5 separate regions of the Mus musculus genome follow, and regions 1, 2, 3 and 4 are each linked to region 5. Evidence: chromatin loops called from intact Hi-C (ENCODE). Cell type or tissue: left cerebral cortex. All regions are shown on one strand. Region 1 holds the start of Pdlim7 (PDZ and LIM domain 7). Region 2 holds the start of Ddx41 (DEAD box helicase 41). Region 3 holds the start of Mxd3 (Max dimerization protein 3). Region 4 overlaps Prr7 (proline rich 7 (synaptic)). Region 5 overlaps Slc34a1 (solute carrier family 34 (sodium phosphate), member 1).

What was found. Hi-C counts contacts between places; a loop is a spot of excess contacts. Peaks named below come from ENCODE experiments on the same cell type or tissue, not always from the same donor. Only the 100,000 strongest peaks of a DNase experiment are listed, where the experiment ranks them.
Region 1: it touches region 5 in a loop (6-fold over the local background); 33 of 42 quality-filtered maps call a loop at or near these places.
Region 2: a loop joins it to region 5, with 2.7 times the contacts of the local background. A loop is called at or near these places in 15 of 42 quality-filtered maps.
Region 3: it touches region 5 in a loop (2.1-fold over the local background); 7 of 42 quality-filtered maps call a loop at or near these places.
Region 4: it touches region 5 in a loop (6-fold over the local background); 23 of 42 quality-filtered maps call a loop at or near these places.

Annotation. Positions count from the first base shown.
Region 1 is chr13:55,513,274-55,517,273 of GRCm38, reverse strand. Pdlim7 (PDZ and LIM domain 7) reads left to right here and starts at 3,828. Exons shown (of 13, transcript NM_001114088.2): 1 at 3,828-3,907. In left cerebral cortex, CTCF peaks have their summits at 91 (motif pointing right) and 3,611; DNase peaks (open chromatin) are centred at 1,431, 1,637, 2,008, 3,729 and 1 more place; H3K4me3 peaks cover 733 bases; H3K27ac peaks cover 1,424 bases.
Region 2 is chr13:55,535,078-55,539,077 of GRCm38, reverse strand. It overlaps Ddx41 (DEAD box helicase 41), which reads left to right and starts at 2,420. Exons shown (of 17, transcript NM_134059.2): 1 at 2,420-2,597; 2 at 2,672-2,782; 3 at 3,033-3,192; 4 at 3,274-3,348; 5 at 3,459-3,519; 6 at 3,653-3,789. The coding sequence starts at 2,571. It overlaps Gm46416 (a long non-coding RNA gene), which reads right to left and starts at 3,083. Exons shown (of 5, transcript XR_003950651.1): 1 at 2,986-3,083; 2 at 2,191-2,878. In left cerebral cortex, a CTCF peak has its summit at 2,273 (motif pointing right); a DNase peak (open chromatin) is centred at 2,449; H3K4me3 peaks cover 1,721 bases; H3K27ac peaks cover 1,373 bases.
Region 3 is chr13:55,328,586-55,332,585 of GRCm38, reverse strand. Mxd3 (Max dimerization protein 3) reads left to right here and starts at 2,855. Exons shown (of 6, transcript NM_016662.5): 1 at 2,855-2,988; 2 at 3,212-3,317; 3 at 3,943-3,972. The coding sequence starts at 2,919. In left cerebral cortex, a CTCF peak has its summit at 2,022 (motif pointing left); DNase peaks (open chromatin) are centred at 2,535, 3,079 and 3,194; H3K4me3 peaks cover 1,273 bases.
Region 4 is chr13:55,469,587-55,473,586 of GRCm38, reverse strand. Prr7 (proline rich 7 (synaptic)) reads right to left here. Exons shown (of 3, transcript NM_001030296.4): 2 at 1,151-1,799; 3 at 432-994. The coding sequence starts at 1,562. The coding sequence ends at 597. It overlaps Dbn1 (drebrin 1), which reads left to right. Exons shown (of 15, transcript NM_001177371.1): 15 at 1-159. Among named protein-coding and RNA genes, the nearest start is that of Mir6944, 6.2 kb to the left of the region's middle. In left cerebral cortex, CTCF peaks have their summits at 247, 1,813 and 2,026 (motif pointing right); DNase peaks (open chromatin) are centred at 1,208, 2,056, 2,319, 3,027 and 2 more places; H3K4me3 peaks cover 2,417 bases; H3K27ac peaks cover 3,510 bases.
Region 5 is chr13:55,403,876-55,407,875 of GRCm38, reverse strand. The region is part of intron 8 of Slc34a1 (solute carrier family 34 (sodium phosphate), member 1); the gene reads right to left. Among named protein-coding and RNA genes, the nearest start is that of Slc34a1, 6.2 kb to the right of the region's middle. In left cerebral cortex, a CTCF peak has its summit at 2,294 (motif pointing left); DNase peaks (open chromatin) are centred at 2,270 and 3,255; H3K27ac peaks cover 2,379 bases.

The sequences.
Region 1 (4,000 bases), 110 kb before region 5:
AAACAGTCAAAGTCTCAGTTGCATGGGGATTTCCATCTTCTTCCAACTAGTTTAGAAGACCTTCAGAACTAAGAGACCTGGCCATGGAGCTGCAGGGATCCTGGCCACCAGAGGGCGCTGTATCCTTCCTAGTCCCTGCCTGTTCCAAACCTGGAGGCTGTGTGTTCTTGAGAAGATCCAAAAAGATGCACCCAGGCCCATGCCTTTCTGTGGAGCAAGAAAGGTCCTTGGAAGCCTTTCCTGTCGGCCGGCAGATGGCCAGGAGCCGTCGAAGTGCCATTCTCTTTCCTTCATTGCACCTTTGCAAGCCTTCCTTCATCTGATCATATCAACTCCGTGCAGGTTCTGAGGGCAGGCACAATAGGGGCACAGTATATCACAGGGTGGAAAGTGCTATGGGGAAAACAAAGTAGGTTAAAGGACTAGGGTATGATACAGGTATGGTATCATGGAACTGCTGTTTTAAATATTTAAAATGTCTTTGTTTATTCTATTTGTCTGTCTGCATGTATAATCTACGCACCATGTACATGCCTGGTACACAGGGAAGCCAGCAGAGGGTGTCTGAAACCCCCTGGAATTAGAATTACAAATGGTTGTGAGCCACCATGTGGGTTCTGAGAATCAAACCTGGGTCCTTTGAAAGATCCGCTGGTGCTCTTAACTGCTGTGCCATCTCTCCAGTGGGGACTGCTGTTCCAGATGGGGTGCTCGGAGAAGACCCCAGGAGGAGGCAGTATTCAAACAGAGAAAAAAAAAATAAGGCTTTTAGATCCCTACAGAAAAAAAAATAGTTGGGCTGGAGAGATGGCTCAGTGGTTAAGAGCACTGACTGCAGCGGGGTGTGGTGGCACATGCCTGTAATCCCAGCACTCGGGAGGCAGGGGCAGGTGGATTTCTGAGTTTGAGGCCAGCCTGGTCTACAGAGTGAGTTTCAGGACAGCCAGGGATACACAGAGAAACCGTGTCTCAAAAAAAAAAAAAAAAGAAAGAAAGAAAGAAAAGAAAAGAAAAGAAAAAAGAAAGAAAAGAAAAAGAAAAAGAAGAAAAAGAAAAGAAGAAGAAGAAGAAGAAGAAGAAGAAGAAGAAGAAGAAGAAGAAGAAGAAGAAGAAGAAAAAGAAGAAGAAGAGCACTGACTGCTCTTCTGAAGGTCCTGAGTTCAACTCCCAGCAACCCCATGATGGCTCACAACCATCTGTAATGGAATCTGATGCCCTCCTCTGGTGTGTCTGAAGAGAGTGACAGTGTACTCATATATAGAAAATAAACAAGTAAATGTTTTTTAAAAAAGAAAAAAAAAGTGTTTGAAGATAAAGAAATTGTGAAATGCAAAGGGGCCCTAAGGCGAGAATATACTTGGGGGTGTAGAACCAGGGCCAGAGTGGGCTAAGTGGAGTGGGCGAGTGTGAAAGAGCTCTGCCAGTTTTATTTCTTTTTCATGTCTTAGAGAGTCAGACTTAACATCTTCCCCAAGAAGCTAAGCATAACCTCCTCCTTTCCCTTATTTTTATTGTATTTCTTTTCTTTTCTTTCTTTTTTCTCCTTTTACTTATTTTGAAGCAGGGTCTCATTAAATGGCCTAGGCTGGCCTTGAACATGTAACCCCCCTTTTCCCCAGTAGCTGGAATTACACAGGCCCTGTGCTGCCAGGCCCAACACTTGACCCAGTTTCTTAGTCTTGGGTAGGTCTTAAGGATTTTAGTTTTATTTTAAATCGAGTGTGAGCCCACTGGAATGCTAAAAAGATGAAGTGTGATCTCTGTTTTAAGAATATCACATCCGCAACGGCAAGAAGACTGGGGGGTGGGGTGGGGGGAGGCAAGGGTGATAGCGGGGCGGTCAGCAAGGAGGCTCGTAGGTGTTGAAGCATTCGATGGAGGTGAAACAGCAGCAAGAGTTAGCTGCTGCTGTTCAAGCCAGTCTACACAAGGAGACCTTATTTTATGTGTATGGGTGAAACAGCAGCAAGGGTTAGCTGTGAGAACATCGGGAGATGATGTAGATGAGAAGAGACATATAATTTCATAGGTTCTGCGGAACCAACCAGGTGAATGATGTCATTGGCTGAGACCAGGAAGGAGTGAGAAGAAAGCACAAACTTGGATTGTTTGAGAAACCTTCCTGGCAGACACGTAGACAAGGTATACATTATTGGTGTCTGCAGTTCTTGAGGAAAGAGCTCGGGCTGACCATTTTCAGTGTTATTGAAAGCCAAAGGAGAGTAAGGGCTCTTAAGGTGTGAGTTTCATGACCAAATGGCCAAAGACTGGAGGCCGATGAAGTGTTATAGAGGGAAGGAAGCCTTGAAGCTAGAAAGATTGGGATTTTAGATGAGGAAGCTGCTGGGCTTGGTATGATCTCAGCCCTCCGGAGGGAAGAGCTGGAAGATCTGGGAACCCATGCAAGTTCAAGCCAGTCTACCCAAGGAGACCTTATTTTATGCGTATGGGCGTTTTCCCTGCATGCATATGTGCGCTATGTGTGCACCAGATGCCTAGAGAGGTCAGAAGAAGGCGCTGTATCTGGGGGGGTGGGGGTGGGAAGAAGAAGATAGAAATGAAGGAATGGAAAAAGAAAAAACCCCTGATCAACCTGGTGTAGACCAGCATTCCTGTCAGAACAGGATGAAACCTGAAGGCTGCAGCTGACTTAATTGAGGTCATAGAAGACCTGGAGAAAGAGTCAATAGTATAGGGGACGAGGGACAAAGAGGGAAACGTGATGGAGACAGAAGCATAGCAGATAGCTAAAGAGGGTGGTTTTGTTTTTTTGGTTTTTTTTTTTCTTCAGTTTTTCGAGACACGGTTTCTCTGTGTAGCCTTGGCTGTCCTGGAACTCACTACATAGATCAGTCAGTCTGGCCTTGAACTCAGAGACCCACCTGAAGAGGATTTCTTCAAGGATGACAACTCCCATAAGAATTTATGTACTTGGGACAATGATGGGGAAGAGGGGGTGTGATGATGGGGGGGCTGGGCAAGGGGAGGCTGTGCACCTCTCTACTGACTCAAACATTCAGGAGAGCTCAGCTTTTCCTTCTGCCCACCCTTGGCTAAGACCGAGGCTAAAGCAGGGGCTCTGAGAACACTCCGTGGCAGCCCCTTCCATCCCAACCGCATTGGAAGAACTGTGTACTCTGGACTGGGGTTAAATGGGAAACAATCCATTCCAATAGTGGTTCTGGGGGCTCTGGGTGGAAGTCCCATGGCTGTGGACTCTACTTACACCGTCAGACAACAAGTGGCGCTAAGCCCGCCCCCGTTGGCTCTTACTATGTATGTATTTACTTGTTTGTTATATCCTGCAAGCCTTTGGTTGGGTTTGGTGTTGAGGACTGAAACAAGGGCCTCCAGAGAGCTTAGCTACTGAGCTCCACCACTAAGCTACATCCCGAACACCAGGAAGCCTAACTTGAAACTACCCTATCTCGCTTCTCCAGTTCCTAGAGAATCTGAAATCTGATGATGCTGACAATATTGACCTCTAACAGTATCCCTAACAGAAAAGTGTTACCATGCCATTTTCCTCTACAAGAGAATACGGTGAGAGATCAATCAACTCTGGGGTTTCAAACGGATGCTTTCCTCCACTCCGCCAGTGGGAGGCGCAAGGGGCTTGGGCGAGAGCCTGAAGCGGGGCACAGGCTGGGCAGCGACCCGACTGGCGAGGGTAAGTGCCCGATCTCACCTTCCCTCTCCTGGAGACTCAGGGTTTTTTGACTGGGTGGGGCCTCCCACCGACCCCGGGATGTCCACTCGTTTGGCCTGGGGAGGGCGTGGCCTAGGGCTCCGCCCCCTTCCGCGGGCTCAAAAGGCGCGGCGTCCGCGGAGGCGGGGTCAGAGCGCAGCGGCGGATCCCATCGCTGCTCCCGGAGGCTGCCAGGCAGCGGCCCAGGCGGGCACTCAGGTACCGGCGTCCGCGAGGGGGTTCCTGGCCTGCACCCTACGGGGTCCTATGGCCCGCTGAGGCGCTGGGGAGGGCGTGGGTGGTCGTGAAGAG
Region 2 (4,000 bases), 130 kb before region 5:
GCCCAAAGGTTGTGGCTGTTGTCACTGTCTAGGCCCTGTCTCCTATTGGGAGGACTCAAGTACATCAACCTAGAACACTATATGGGCTGGGTAGCTCGACAATGGCCGCCTCTGCATAGTGAGAGGCTGATTCAGTCTAGTGCTTCAGGGTTGCTGGGAATTGAACCTGGATCCTCTGGAAGAGCTCAGTGCCCTTGACTGCTAAGCCATTTCTAGCCCTCAAGAGAGTCCCTAATCCACCGGGCAATGGTGATGCATGCCTTTAATCCCAGCACTCGGGATTTCTGAGTTCGAGGCCAGCCTGGTCTACAGAGTGAGTTCCAGGACAGCCAGGGATACACAGAGAAACCCTGTCTTGAAAAACCTAAAAAACAAAAAGAGAGAGAGAGTGTGTGTGTGTCCCTAATCTTTAGTCCACATTGGAAAACTGAAGAAGCTAAGCTCTGATGTCAGCAGAGTAGTTGCAAAAGCAACATTTCCTCGGATCTCCTTATGTCCAGGATACCACTGAGAAAAGTACAGCACATTTGAGTGTAGTGTCTTCACCCCTTAGTTAATCCTTCCCGGAAATGGCCTTACAGGTTCACCTTGCTTAGCCTTTACACTTAGTTTTCCCCTCTGCAATGTGATCATGTGGACCTAGGTTGGATATGGACTTTTACATATGCATGAGACCAGAGGCCCTGAGGCCTTTACAACTATGCACCTGCAGCCCTAGCCAGTTGAGAGCTACCCACACCATACCAACACAATTGGAGCAGTTAAGGACAAACACCTTTTAGAATTAGATCTGCGTGTCCAGTGGGAATGGGCTATGTATACACTCGTAAACCTTAAAACAAAACACATACTAAACATCTATAAAGTCAAGGAATCCACTTCACCTTCCCAAATCCTATTTTAATGTGGTAGATTTACTAAAAATGTCTCACATGTGCCGTGTCCAGGCTTAAGTCTTTTTAAAGATCTGTTTTATGTGTGAGTGTTTTGCTCACACTGTAAGCCTGGTGTTGAAGGTCAGAAGAGAGCATTGGATTCCACAGAAATGGAGTTAGAAATGTGAGGCACCATATAGGTGCTGAGAATCCAATCTGGGTCCTCTGCAAGAACCAATGCTCTTGGCCTGAGCCACCCTCCAGCCCTGCTAAATGCCATTCTTAGCAAGCGTCTGCTAGGCTCTGCAGTTAACCCATACTCTTCTCCTCCCCCAAGGGAGCAGGAGCCAGACCACAGGCTCACAGCTCCTGCTTCTCAGCCTGTTTCATTTTTAGGAAAGGGAAAACAGTTGTAGCCTTTTCTCTGTATTGGTTAGCTTTGTTTTTCACACTTAAAACTGCTCTTTAAAATTCCAGTTGTGGCAAGAGTTAAAGTCTGGTCAAGTACCTACAAAGTCTAGCTTTGGCCTTCAGCACACGGTCACCAGCTAGGTGACTCCTGACTTTCTTTCACATTCCCCACCCCTCCACAATTACTCTTCCATTATGAATTCCGGGTGTTTGTTTCTTTACCATGAGTTCTTACTGTGTAGCCCCAGCTGGCTTCAAACTCAGATCTGCCTGCTGAGTGCTGGGATTAAAGGTGCATGCAACCACCTGGCTTTTGGATTTTAATTATTCTTCAAGAGAGGCTACTTGCTATGAATATCACGAAAATTGATTTGCACTTCCTTTGTGATTTCATGCTAGGTATTGTGATTATACACAATCCCAGCACTCATGAGGTTGAAGCAGGAGGATCACCACAAGTTTGAAGCCAACCTTGGCTACATGGCAAGACCCTCTCTTAGGTTAAAAAAAAATCATTTTATTTCTCCCAATCTCAGAACACTTTGGCACTCCATGGTGATCGATGCACCTATTACAGATAAAGACTTGGGAAGGAGCAGCCAGCACTAGCTCTGTCTTTCCTCCTTAAAGTAGGACTCCTAACAACCTGGGCCCGTCTCCTTACCTCACACCAGCCCCTGAGATCTCTGCAGATGCCCCAAGGAATCTGGTTATTTGCTCTACACTCTCAGCCCCTTTCCTGCTCTCTTGATGGTGACTCCTCCCTCCACTAACTCGAAAACCCAGATCCAGCATCTCTTCTGTGCTATCTCTAGCTTCCCAGGTGGTCACTCTGAGATGTATATCATTTACACACATAACATACAAGGTTAAAAAAGACCTTGACCATTATTTTACTTCTGACCCGTCGGAACAGCGGTGTTATCTCACGTTAATGAATAATATTTTGCGAGCACCGCTTGCAGGGCTGAAACTCCTGGCCGCCAGAGGGCACAACGCTCCCCGGGAGCGTGCGGGAAAGGACAGCGTGCGGAGGGTAGGGCGTGTTCAACAGATTCATCCTTTAACCCACGACTTGGATCTTCTGCGCATGCTTCAAATCCTCCCGCTACCCACAAGGCTTCGCCAGACCCAATTGGCTCCGCTGCGCGTCCGTAAACGCGCTGGAAGAAGATTGTCCCGGTTCGCGATCCGGCGCTCACGCCGTTGCTAGGCGACCACAGCAGTTTTTCCTATCTGATTGGAGCTCAGATGCCCTGGCATTGCGCATGTGTGCAGCCTAAGATGGAGGATTCGGAACCGGAGCGGAAGGTGGGACTGAGGTTTGGTCCACGCGAGGGGGTGCGGGCAGGGGGAGGGGCCGCGGCTGACTCGGGTCTCCGCAGCGGGCACGCGCGGACGAGGCGACCGCGGGTGGGAGCCGCTCCGAGGACGAGGATGAGGACGACGAGGACTACGTACCCTATGTGCCGTTGCGGCAGCGCCGGCAGCTACTGGTGAGGGGCCGCATCCCTGGTGCAACGGCGACATGTCCCCGGCCGTCAGCGGGAGGGGGGATCTGGGGAGCTGTAGTCCTACCTTGGGTCGTGGTTCTGAGGAAGACCAGGGACTAGTGAACCTGAGTTCCGGACAGACGTGCGCCTCAGTGCACACGATCCCCTTCCCGGAAAAAGCCCTCCCGGGTGCTGTGCCCCCTCACCTGCTGGGTCCTGGGCTTGGCTCTGAGGGACACTGCTGGGACCTCAGCTCCAGAAGCTGCTGCAGCGAAGACGCAAGGGCGCTACGGAGGAAGAGCAGCAGGACAGTGGCAGTGAGCCCCGAGGAGATGAGGACGACATCCCGCTGGGCCCTCAGTCCAATGTCAGCCTCCTGGATCAGCACCAGCACCTCAAAGAGAAGGCTGAAGGTGGGCCTAGCAGGAAGGAGAGAGGACGGGCCTAGGCCGCAGTGCTCCTGCTTCTCTGACCTCTTCGGCTTCTTTTCTCAGCACGCAAGGAGTCCGCCAAGGAAAAGCAACTGAAGGAAGAAGAAAAGATTCTGGAGAGTGTGGCTGAAGGCCGAGGTACCATTATAGTTGGTTCAGAGCAGAGGTGGACTGAGCCACCTCCTCCCGATTTCAAAGGCGAGACCTCTTGGGTGGTCTTGCTCATTGAGCCATGTCTGTCTCCTCAGCCTTGATGTCAGTGAAGGAAATGGCCAAAGGCATCACCTATGACGATCCAATCAAAACTAGGTATGCCTTTCCAGTAAGTATATGAGGTTGGGACTGGCAGTGGTACCCTGACGCCCTGCTGTGCGGACTGGGGAGGGAGCTGCCCCACCATACTCTACCGTGTTGCCCTCTCCTGCCCACCACCTACCCATAGTTGGACACCCCCGCGTTATGTCCTGAGCATGTCTGAGGAGCGGCATGAGCGAGTTCGGAAGAAGTATCACATCCTGGTGGAGGGCGATGGTATCCCGCCACCCATCAAGAGCTTCAAGGAGATGAAGTTTCCTGCAGGTACCCGAGGAGAAGGGAGACACCGTGCTTTATCATCTTGCCCCTGTGAGGTTGTGTATCCCAGCACCCACTGCGCTCAGCCGTGGGAATGGAGAGTTGGAGATAGGAAGTCTCTCTGTGGTTGTTGGTGGTACTTGGTTTTGGGGGGAGGAGCTCTTTTGAGACAGGATCTCTTTCGGCAGCCCAGACTGACCTCAAATCCAAAACAGTC
Region 3 (4,000 bases), 75 kb after region 5:
GTTAGAGTCCCAGCATCCGCAGTGACCCACAGCCACATGTATCTCCAGTTCCAGGAATTCTGACTCACTCTTCTGGCCTCCAGGGCATCCGGTACACACATGGTACACAGACATACATGGAGGCAAAATACTCAAAAATAACAATCAAAGTCTACTTGAAAGAGACACAGTTAAAAGCTGCAGGAGGTGCCACTGTCCTGTGCTATCCTGACAGGCTGGGGTGACATTCCCAGGTAGCCTCGAGCTGGGTGCTTCTGTCCCCCCAGCACGGATGGATGCTTTTCTCAGTCCTGTGTGCCTCTGCTACTGGGCCACAATCCGGTAGAAGAGGTGACCTCAAGAGACACAGGACCATTGGTGTTTTTAGAAGGTGCAAAGGAGGAGAGAGTCCTGGGGCTTTGCTGGAGGATGTGGCATTTGAGTGCATCTGGTATAGGCAGGGAGTGGGCGAGGGCAGGATCAGTGTGCTACGAGGCAGAGGAGGGGCACTGCCCAGCCCCTTGAACCCAAGGGCTGTTGGAGCCATCGCAGGTTGTACCAGGCATCAGTTCTACTGCAGCAAGGGGGAACTCACTGAAGGAGTCCAGCGTCTTTTTTTTTTTTAATATTCATTATGTATACAGTATTCTGCATGCATACCAGAAGAGAGCATCAGATTCCAGTATAGATAGTTGTGAGCCACCATGTGATTGCTGGGAATTGAACTCAGGACCTCTGGAGGAACAGCCAGCGCTCTTAACCTCTGAGCCATCTCACCAGCCCCGGAGTTCAGCTTCTTAATCAGGTCCCCACATCTGCAAAGGTTCTGGGGACAGGGAGACATCAGGACTATACCCTGAGCAATCTGTAGCAGGAGATGGAAGGCCTTGGTGATCTAAGGCACAAATCCATTTGGACATTAGTTATCTGACAAACTGCGACAAGGTAAGACAGCCCACTCCAGCCTGGCAGTGGTGGTGCATGCCTTTAAGCCTAGCACTTGGGAGGCAGAGGCAGGCATCCGCCTCTGAGTTCGAGACCAGCCTGGCTAAAGAGTGAGTTCCTGGACAGCCAGGGCTACACAGAGAAACCCTGTCCTGAAAAAAAAACAAAAAACCAACCAAACAACCAAATAAAACCCCCAAAACAGCCCCCCACCCCAACCCAACCAACCAACCAACCAACCAACAAAAAGACAGTCCACTCCAGTTACTGTGGCTGAAGGGGAAGTGGATCCCCAGACATCACAGGACCCAGGTGATCTAGGGACAGAGGCTCTTTTAGGTCACTGGAGTATCTGTTGGACCTGATACTTGCCAGAGCTTCATCGCCACACCTTGCCTTTCCCCCTAGGAAGGGTTACTCCTGCCTGCTCTGGCCCTATCTACATATTCATGGGAGGTCTGAGGCCAGGTTGACTTCTAACAACACCCTTCAGCCAGGCTGTTACCTATACCTCCTAGGATGATTCTGAGATGATGTGGCCTCCTCCCTCTGCTGGAACTTTCCTTGGAGAACCTTTTGTCTCCGTCCTGTTCTGAGGTCAGTCTCCTGGGTAGCAGATGTATGATGTCTGTGCCTGCACGGTGCTTGCGTGAAACCCCGACATTTGGGAACTGGAAGGAGTATCAGGAGGTCGCCATCTTGGGTTACATAGCAAGTTTGAAGCTAGATTGTTGCACATGAGATCCTGTGTCAATTCGCTCCTCCTTCTCTTCCAAGGGGAACGCACAAGAGCCTGACTGCTGACCGGAGCTGGGCAGACCTTCCGGTGTCTCTCTCCATAGCCACCAGGCCTTTCAGTCTACAAACTGTTACACAGTAGCCGCAACTCTTGGATTTAAAAAAAAAAAAAAAAAAAAAAAGGCGATTTCCCTTGGGAAGACAGCCTCTTCCGAAGGGGCCTGATTGGCACGTGACTGTGTTTTCCTAAGGCCATCTGTTCATAGTGCCCCCTCTCTGGTCCACTTGACTCTCAGAATGCCCCATCATTCCTGACTCATAGGTATGGCTACCCCTAGTGGCTATCCAGGAGCCTCCACCGGATGGCTAGCAGAGCCTTGTTCTAGATGCCACCCCGCCCCCCAGGGGCTGTCTGGTTGCAATGGCCCTAATGAGAGACGTATGTTTGCTTGCTGGCATTAGTTGTAACCACCGCAACGCTGTCTCACAGTACGCGAGTTGTCGTCACACCTAGCAGTGGCCGCTGAGGAGCTCCAGAACTCAGGGTGAGACAGTGTGTTTCATGCCCTGGCTTGGGAAGCTATCAACAGCCGACGTTTTCACGACGCCATTAACCTCCCTGCGAAGGACGGGAGAGCTAGGAGGGATTCCCATTCGAAGACCAATGAAGGGCAGATACGGGGCGGCCCGTACCGTGTCCTGCGTCCGCGCCCCCAACACAGGCGCGTGCGCATCGCCGTCTCTCGTAGCTCGCCCCCGCCCTCCTCGTCCGGGTTTTCAAATTTGAAACCGGCAGCTTTTCCCGCCCGAGTCGGGGCCCCCGCGGCGGGAGAAGGCGGGGCCGCGCATCAACCAACCCAGTCTCCGAGGCTCGCGGCCCGCCCGGAGGATGTGGCCGCGTCCCGCGCGCACGTGTAGCCCAGGCCGGCGCCTGCTAGGACCGGCGCGATTGCCTGTCGCAGGAGTGGGGCAGCTTGCAGCGCCCGGTGTCCGGGCTGCCTGACCCGGCGGAGGGTTCTTCCCTAAAGCGCAGAGCAGCAGCCCAGTTCAGCCTGGGCGGGAAGAGGCGGGCTGGGCTGGGCAGGGCGGGGCGGACGGGGTTCCCATGGGCGGGGCGGGGAGGGGCCAGGGCGGGGCGACCGGGGGCGGGGCGGGCCCTGTGCTTGTGGCACCGTGTCAGTTACATTGAAACAAAAGTGGTAAGGCGGCTGACAGGGCTAGCATCCCTAGCCCGCTGGTCGTCGGCTGTCGCCGACATGGAACCCGTGGCTAGCAACATCCAGGTCCTGCTGCAGGCAGCGGAGTTCCTGGAGAGGCGCGAGAGAGGTGAGGACAGACCCCGCGCGCGGGCTGAATTTGGCTCCCAACCTGGAGGGAGCAAGGCTGGAGGGCTGCTGGCGCGCTGCCGCCCGCACATCTATTGGAGTTCGCAGGCAGCCGGGCAGGGAGTGACTGGGGAAAGGGTCCTGGCGCCAAAAGCCTTTCCTTGACTTCGCCGTGCCAGGGGCTCCAGCTGACGGGCTGTGTTGCTGTGTTCTCTCTCTGGCAGAGGCAGAGCACGGTTATGCGTCCCTGTGTCCACACCACAGCCCCGGGACCGTCTGCAGGAGGAGGAAGCCACCCCTGCAAGCTCCTGGCGCGCTGAACAGTGGGCGGTGAGCAGGGATGGGGCAGTGTAGGGAGGGATGCTGGTCCTTAGCTGTCCCATCTAACTCTCTTCTCACTTCCTTGTTTGTTCTTCTGGCCCAGGTACCCTGCTCCATCCGCCTTTTCTACACACACACACACACACACACACACACACACACACACACACACGGCCCAGGTACCCTGCTCCATCCGCCTTTTCTACACACACACACACACACACACACACACATCACATCACATCACACAGGTCATTCACACTCCTGAATTGTCTCTACTACAGGCTTCTGCTTTTCTGTTCTTTTGCATATTCTGTTTCTTTAAAATAGTTTCCCCTCTACTGATTTCTCTGACAGGCTTATTTTTTGATCAAGTGTCACATCTGTCCAGGGAGCCTGTCTTGCCTGGCTGTCAGGGGCGAGACCCCGCAAGTACCTGGGCAAGTGTCCTGTATTTTTTGGTGTGTGTGTCTGATTCCTTTAGTCACTACCTGGGGTGTGGTGTCCTAAAGGAACCCAGGCCCTCACGAAAGGCTTCCTTGGCGCAGCTATCTGTAGTGAGGTCTGAGCTGCACAACAGCCTGGGGTTGAGGATTTGCACAGTACCCTCACTTGATCCCCTTGGCATTCACAGGTCTGTGCACAACGAGCTGGAGAAGCGCAGGTGAGTCCCAACCTGGCTCTCAACAGTT
Region 4 (4,000 bases), 66 kb before region 5:
GTCAGGGCTTATTGATGGGACCCAGTGGTTTGGGTGGCCCCTCCCCAATTCTTTCCTCTCTGCTTGGGTTCTTTTTCACATTAACTTTTTTTTTTTTTCTAAGCACAAACTTATGTAATGGGTCGTGCTCATGTCTGTTAATAAAGAAATCCAGATCCCTTCGGGCCTGCTGCTCTGGGCCTCCAGGGGTTGATCTGGCGTGGGCGCCGGCCCTCACGACCAGCTTCCCAACTCCTGTCACCTCCGAGGCTACAGGGGGCGCACAAAAACAGGTTAGGAGGAGACGGAACATTAAGCCCTTGAGAAACAACCTTTGGTTTCCGAACACCAGCCCTCTGCTCTCAAGGCCAGTACTCGGGCACTTTCCCTAAAGTCCACATGCCCGGTCACTAGCACCTTGTGCTTAAAGCAGCTGGTATCCCCCTCCGCTTGTACCAAAGCAGATCACACACCTTTATTATCCTCAAAATGTAACAAACAGGGTAAGAAATCCCTCCCTCCCCCCCACCCCTCCCTGCAGTCCAAGGGAAGCATTTAAAAAGCCTCGCAGTCAGGCTAGGAGTTCGCCCGTGGGGCTCGGGACGCCGGGCGCCCCTCTATACGGCTGTAGTCCTCCCGAACAAGGGGATGGAGACCGGCAGACGCCAAGCTCCGTGCTCCAGGGGCTCTCGGCTGCTGAGCTCTGAGTCGGTCCAGCTGGGGAAAACCCGGCGGCTGCGTTCCGCCTGCAGACAGAGGGCAGGGCAGGGTGCGGCGGGCCGCGGGGCGCTGGGAAGATGCAGCGCCGAAGTATAGCCCCGGTCCAGGAAGAGAGGCTTGTAACTCGGAGGCGGCTGCTCCTGCTTCTCCGCGCTGTCGCGGCGGCTCAGAAAGGGCGTGACGATCTTGCGGTAGAGGCCGCGAGTGTCCGTGAGCACCTCGCTGTAGGGAGGCGGCGGCTCGGCCATCAGCACCGCCTCCTCGTAGCACGGCGGCTTAGACATGTCCGATTCCGCTGCGGAACGGGAAGCGGGCTGGTGAGGATGAAGCCGCCGGCCCGGGGCAGAAGCCTCGCCCAGCCACCACCACCCCAGCCCGCTTCTCCCGGTGCTAAGGGTGGGGCGCCTCCGGCATGGGCAGGGAGCGCTCGCCTGCCGAAACGCAGCCTTACCTTGGCGCGGATAGCTCCAGGGCCGGGGCGGCACGGCGAGGTGCGGCGGCGGTGGGTGCGGCAGTGCGTGATGGTGTGGGTGCGGGTGCGCGTGCGGCGGCGCCGGCCCGTGGTGCAGCAGCGGGTGCACGTGCACGTGCGAGTGCGCGTGCACAGGCGCCTCCAGACGGCTGCGGTGCGGTGGCGGCGGCGGCGCCAGGCCGGGAGGACTTCCAGCCAGGCTGCCCTCAAGCTCGAGGGGCTCCAGCTCCAGGGCACGCAAGTTCTGCTCCCTTAGTCGCTCCTCCTGGCGCCGTTTGAGGCGGCGGCGCAGGAAGCTGCAGAAGCAGCAGAGCAGGACGATGAGACCCCAGATGAGCCAGAAGCCGGCGAAGCAAGTGAGGAACGTGTAGGTGCCCTGGGACATCACCATGGCTGCGGCACAAGCGGCAGGTCCTCGGCGGCTCTACTGGACGCTGGGCTCCTCGGCGTGGCCCCGGGGCCGCGCCACGCTCCCAGGTGCCGCCAGTGTCACTCGGGGACCTGCGGCCGGGGGCTGCCTGCGGCGGGGCTCAATAGGCGCACATGCCGGCGAGGGGCAACTGTGGTTCCCGCTCCTTCCCATGGCGCCGGCCGGCGCGGGCCTGCTTCACCCGGGGCCGCGAGCGACCTGCGGGGCAGACACAGGGCTCAGCGAGGCTCGCCAGGGTCCTTGGTGACTCCCGGCCTGCATCCGCGTCCCGCGCAGGGCCGGGGATGCCTCCTCGGTGGGAACCCCCGCACTCCCCGGGGGCCGGGTGACGTCACCCAGGGATGACGTCACGCCCCGAGGTTTCCCCGATAGGGTTTCCCCCGAATCGGGACCCGGCGACCGCGTGCTGACGCGACCCAAGAGAGGCCAGTAGGGGGCGCGCGGAGTCCGCCCGCGACCCCAGGGTCCAGCTTCGAGGTGGTTTCGGAAGCTGTGACTGCCAGGACGCTGGAGTAGTCTTGGCGCGGTGTTTTGGGGGCGAGGGAAAGGGCAGTGCACCTCCAGGAGGCCCACCAGCAGTCCGCTTGGAGCCCAGTTTCTGCCCTGCACTGCTTCCAACTATTAGCCACGCCTGAAAGAGATTGGCGAGTGGCTGCCACTGCATGCCACCAGCCCGGTCTTTGTCTGTTCCCAACACCGTGTGCTGGGCGTGGGCCAGGCCGGCTTTCCTTCCTCTAGGCGCCTCTGCCAGCCGGATTCTAGCCCCAACTCGACTTCCCACACCACCTACTCATGCGCAAACCCCACTTGGCTGCACCTCTCTTACTTCCAACCCAACCCCCTTCCTTCCACTAATCCCTTTCCCTCTTTGTAAAGTGGGGTAGAAAATTAGATTTGTCTTTCAGACCCACCTAGCCCTACAGTCAGGACAAACCCTGGTCTCTGGGTCCACCTCCTATCACAGCAGGGGGCGACATCTCTGCATGGGTGGGGGGCTACAGGGGTTGGTGGGAGAGAAGTCTGGAGCCCTGACTGCTTAATTAAGGCCAAGCAACAGACGGGTCACCATCCCCACAGAACAGAGATGGGCCTTTCTCGAATACCTTCTACCAGCAACTTACACAACCCTGTGGGTAACAGTGTCTTTCTAACTCACAGCTGGGAGCTGGAAGAGCAGTTAACTGCACAGACCGCAGCTCTAATTTGAACCTAGGTCTAGTCACCAAGCGCTGGCCCACTGAACTTGTGAGAAGGAAGGTTTTCCAGGAGCTTCAAGGAAATGCCTGGCCTTGGCGCACCCACACTCACTCAGCTTTGGTGCCCGAAATCAGCTTAAGACTCGGGCTGAAAGGGTGCCAGGCCTTGGCCACCCCATCTCCCCAGATGGCTCCTGTCTGACTCTCTGGCTGCCTTCAGCCATGTGTCACTTGGTGCCCGTGCCAGTCCTATCCTCCTGGGCCTGCGTTCCAGAGCAGACAAGGGTAGGAACAATAGCTCTGCCCGCCCCCTTGACAACCCCACCACGAGGCTGCCATGGTGATGCAGCCCAGATAAAAACACGATGCTGCCAGTCACTGGGAGTTAATTAAATCTGTTGTTCTCTTTCCTTGAGCCCTCAGGAACAGGAATGTTCTGAAGAAATAGGCACAAGCTAGAGGTTTCAAGCAAAAGGGCAGAAACAGTTCCGGGTTAAAGAAGGAATTTCTGTGGCTGGAGTTAATGATGCTTGCTAAGTTAGAAGTATCTGCCAAGAATCAGGGGTGACATGGGTCTGCAATGATGAAGATGGCTCGAGCCCAGAAGATGGGCTATCATGGACAGCATGATGTCACGGTCCCTTCTAAGAGTATATAAGGGGAAGCTTTAGAATAATGTCAGGGTCATCAGAAACTGTCCTTTCTTTCCAGGTAATTGTCATTTTTGAGACAGGATGTCACTATATAGTCCCAGCTAACTTAAGAGCAATCCACAGGCCTCTGCCTTCCCATTACTGGATGAAAGGCATGAACCACCACCACCACCACCACCACCACCACCACCACCACAACTGGCTTCATGCAGAATCTTAAGGGCATTCACATTACCCTGTCACTTCTGGTTGCACTGTTCTCTGAGAGATGAGGTGACACGCTCAGAAGCAAGAGCAAGCCTCGTCTCATGTGGCACAGCTAAAAGAAGGCGCTAAGGTTTAGCCTGTATCTCAGTCAGTCACTGCCCACTTCCCACGTGGCAGGCTGTGGATGAAACTCTGTTGGTCAGCACTGGGCACCAGAGACCCTGAGAACCCCTGGTCGTTAGGTTAACTAGTCGCCAGACTTCCTGTCCAGGCTCTGGCCCACCTGTTGTGGTGTAGCTCAGGGAGTGGGGAAGAAGTACAAGATGGAGAGAGAGTGGCAGCT
Region 5 (4,000 bases):
GATTGAGCTTAGACGCTCACAAATATTCAGCGAACATCCCAACTACTGAGCTACACCCCAAGACCTCATTTCATTTTTTATTTTGAGATGGGGGTCTCACTAAATTATCCAGGTAGGCGCTGGACTTGCCATCCTCCTGCCTCAGCCCCCAAGTATTTAGCAGTCACACGCCTATGTCAGTAGGCCTATGGAGATACACTTTAAAGTTCCAGGAAGCAGAGTTCTCAGGCCAGCAGAAGTGTCCTTTCGGGTGGTAGAGTACCAGTCTGTCGTTTCACTGGATTATGGACTTGTTGAAAATGAAGCCAGGATTCTGTACTTTGCCCACTGGTGCCCAGGAATCATGGAGCTGTGTCAGGAGGAAACGCAATGGCCATGGAGAAGCTAAGGGTGGGGCTCAGGAGGGAGCTGACACTGGGAGGCTTATGGCTTCTTTAGGTTCTTTTCCAAGCCATGTGTCATTTAAAGACTGTATGATCAGGTTGGGGCTTGGGCCAACCCTTGTCTATATGGACAAGATCCTGGTTTCATTCCCAATATCACAAAAGTAAAACAAAACAATACAAAAAGCCTCCAGTGTAATGTCGACAGGCTCAACAGCCTGCAGCTGGTTTGTGCGATGCTCTCCCTTGAGCAAGACATCGTGCTCAGCTGTTATTCCCAGTTCACTATAGCCTTGGGGCACCACCAAGTCCAAAGGCCTGAACTCTAGGCAAGAAACTAGGATAAAAATCATCTTCTAGGACAGAAATCCAGATGGGTACTTGGAGAGCTGAGGCAGGAGGATTGTCATGAGTTTAAAGCCAGCCTGGATTAGTGTGAGATCTTATCTCAAGAAGAAAACAAAACAACAATGTTAATAAGGTGAGAGATTCTGCTGACCTGCTCAGGAGAAACTGGGGGATTAGTCAGGAAGAGTCAGGCTGGGGTTTAGTCATGGGGAGAGCCAAGTGTTTGCTGAGTTCAAATCTCCTTTTAAAATCAACTTTCTGGGACAGGCCACACCACCTCTCTGAGCCTGTTTAAATCTGGATAATTGGGGCTCAAAAGCACAGGGCACTCTTCCAGAAGCCTCAGGTTCAATCCCCACATCCACGTGGCATCTCACAAGTGCCTGTAACTCCAGTGTTAGGGGATCTGGCACATAGACATGCATGCAGGCAAAATACCAGGGCACATAAAACAAATACATCTTTGGGAAAAATAAATTGGAATAGTAAAGATATAAAGGTTACAGAAGAAAAGATCCTGACCCTTTTGGGAAGGGACTTGGAAGACCTTCCTGAAGGTCTCCAGCCCAAAGCCCTAGGAAGCAGATGACTTCTTGAGATACGTGCACACCTTACTGGCTTTCTCTGAGCTGCTTCCTGGGGTCTTCTGGGGAGGGGATTTTTGTGGGTCTTATAGAGGCTGGAGGCAGGTGAATGTCCCACTGTGGGGTTGACTGAGTCGGGGCAAGGCTAGGCTGAGGACTGAGGTATCTGGAGTGTTGTTGTTTATTTGTAGTTTTGGTGCTCCAGACCTCACTCAACGATGATTGTGTTCTCCTCCCTCCTATGGGGTTCTGGAAACTTGACTTTTCTTCCTGGGATTGTGTGACCTTAACTGAACCCAGAAAGGGAGTCAGAGACCCTAAAGTGGAAGATGGGAACGGAGAGACAAGGGAGTGACAAGGGAGGATCCACTGTAATGCCAGGCTAGGGCAGAATGGAAGGGAGAGAGAATCCTTTAAGGAGAGCATACAGGGCAGAGAAGGTAGGAACTCTGGCCTAGCTCATAGAGCTGGGAAGGCCAGATCTGGTCCCGTTCCCAAGATGTGTCCCCCCTGTCTGTGGTAGAGAAGTGGCGAAGAAAGGGAGCCGGGTGGAAGTGGAAAGCAGAACAAAAGAGTGTGCCACAGTCCTGCGCTCACACTGCGGCTGAGCTATTCTCAGCTGTGTGAAATGGAGCCGGCGGTACACGTAACCTCTCTGGCTTCCGTTGTCTCCATGACAGAGTCCCTGAAGCTGTCTTCTTTTCCCCGCGGGGCTACTTGGAAGCATCTTGGAAGAGAGAGCATCTTGGTATTTAAGAGCCTACAGGGACATCCTAGATTGAGACACTTCTGGGAACTGAAGGAGGTGATTAAGTTCACAAAGGACTTCCATACTTCAAGAGTCCTTCCTCAGGAGAGAACCACAGAGGATGTGGGCTTGCACAATAGCTTCCCCTTTGAGGGTATAGTAGCTGAGGGGCCCTTTGTTCTTCTGGAAGCCGCGGAGCACTTTAGGCCAATAGCGCCATCTGGTGGCTGCAAAGAGAACTTCTCAGAGCGTCTCCACTCCACCAGCCTTGAGAGGGTGGCGTGGTCTGGGGTGTGCTGCAGGCAGGAAGAGAAATGGACACAGATTCGGGTACCTTAGAGTGGCATCTGGGAGAATCAGCTGCACGAGGAGTGAATTTTCCATTAGGATCGAGACTTGCCCTCCATTACAGGAAGCAATAATACAGGAAGTCACTTGTACCCCTCTGAGAGAGGCTGCTTCCCATCTGCAGAGTGGAGATTAATAGCAGCTGCCCCTAGTTACCAGTCCTTCAAAGATGCCGCTTAAGTCAGGCAGGTACAGTTGTCAGTTCACACTGAGACTCTCAGAAGGGATTCCAAGGACAATGCCAGGTCACCCATCATCCCACAAGTCTCAGACGCTCAAAAGACTTGATTCCCCCTTTCTATTGAGACCAGTTTGGCTAACGTTGGGTCCAGTGTGGTGAAGGCTGGAGGCCATGAAGAGTTGAAAAGAAAAATGAGGGTAGTAAAAAAAAAAAAAAAAAAAAAAAAAAAAAAAAAAAAAAAAAAAAGGCACATCCCAGGACCATGTGATGCTGCTGTGTAAGTCACATCCCTGCAGGGGACAGGTCCAGAGGAGGCAGAGAGCAGGGTCCTCAGATCCAGCCTTATACTCCAAGCCAAGAAATGCAACCTGCTGTTAGAGAAAAAGGTTTCCTGCTAGTTCAGGGACCTGAACCAGTGCTCTGGCAAGTGACAGCTGGAACAGCAAACAGCCTGAAGGCTGGCCCAGCTGAGTTTCCGTTTGTGTAAAATGGCTGGCACACTTGGCTGGTCTCATTTCATGACTACAGTGGGTGAAGAGGTTCAGGGCACAGGTAGAGACTTGCCCAAGACAGACATCAGGACGGAAATATCTCCAAGGCTTTTTTAGATCAGTACGTGATTTCTCCTCCTCTCTCCAGACTGTGCTTTCTGAGGCTGCAGTGACTCACAGAGCTTGCCTGAGAGTGCCAGAGAGCTCATGAGAAGGTGGCTGACGTGTTAGGAAGATCACAGAGGCAGCCTTAAAGCTGTCCACGTAGGCTTTTTGTTGTCAAGCTGCCTTGAACTCTCGGAAGAGCAGAACTCTCAGAAGGGTGGCATTGATGCCGTGAGCCACTTGGGATGCCAAGGAACACCGCAGGGCCGGCTGACGGAACATGTTTCCTGAGTGCTGGTAGAAAGGACCGGGAACATCCACAGCAAGAGGACAGAAGGTGGAGGATGGGCCTGTGCCTCTGCCGTGCGCTCTGGGTTTCCCTGTAGCTTTTCTAAATGGAGCTATTTCTTGTATGCAATAATTAAGGAGAAGCAAATTGGGAAGGCTGTGGTTTGGTGAAGCAGTTTTTCCCTTTTATGGCTGAGTAAGAAAGTGTGCTAATTGCCTACTTCCTTGTGCCTAATCGCCTTGCTATTATGCCTACTACCACAGGCATAACGGCTGATCCATGAGTGCCCAACCAATCCCAGCAGTTCCTCATTCTGAGCAGAAACAATGAACTTGTGGCTCCCAATGAAAGTGCCCCTGCCAGCACCAGGGACTGCTATGTCTCTCAGGGGAGCCACCCCTGAGAGTTAGTGAGCATCACACCTAGTCTTGCTCCTTAGCTGGAATCCTAGGGTCCAAACTTCTCGATATCCTTCTGGACTCTCTTCCTGGTCCTCTCCACCTTACTTACACCTCAAGCTCCA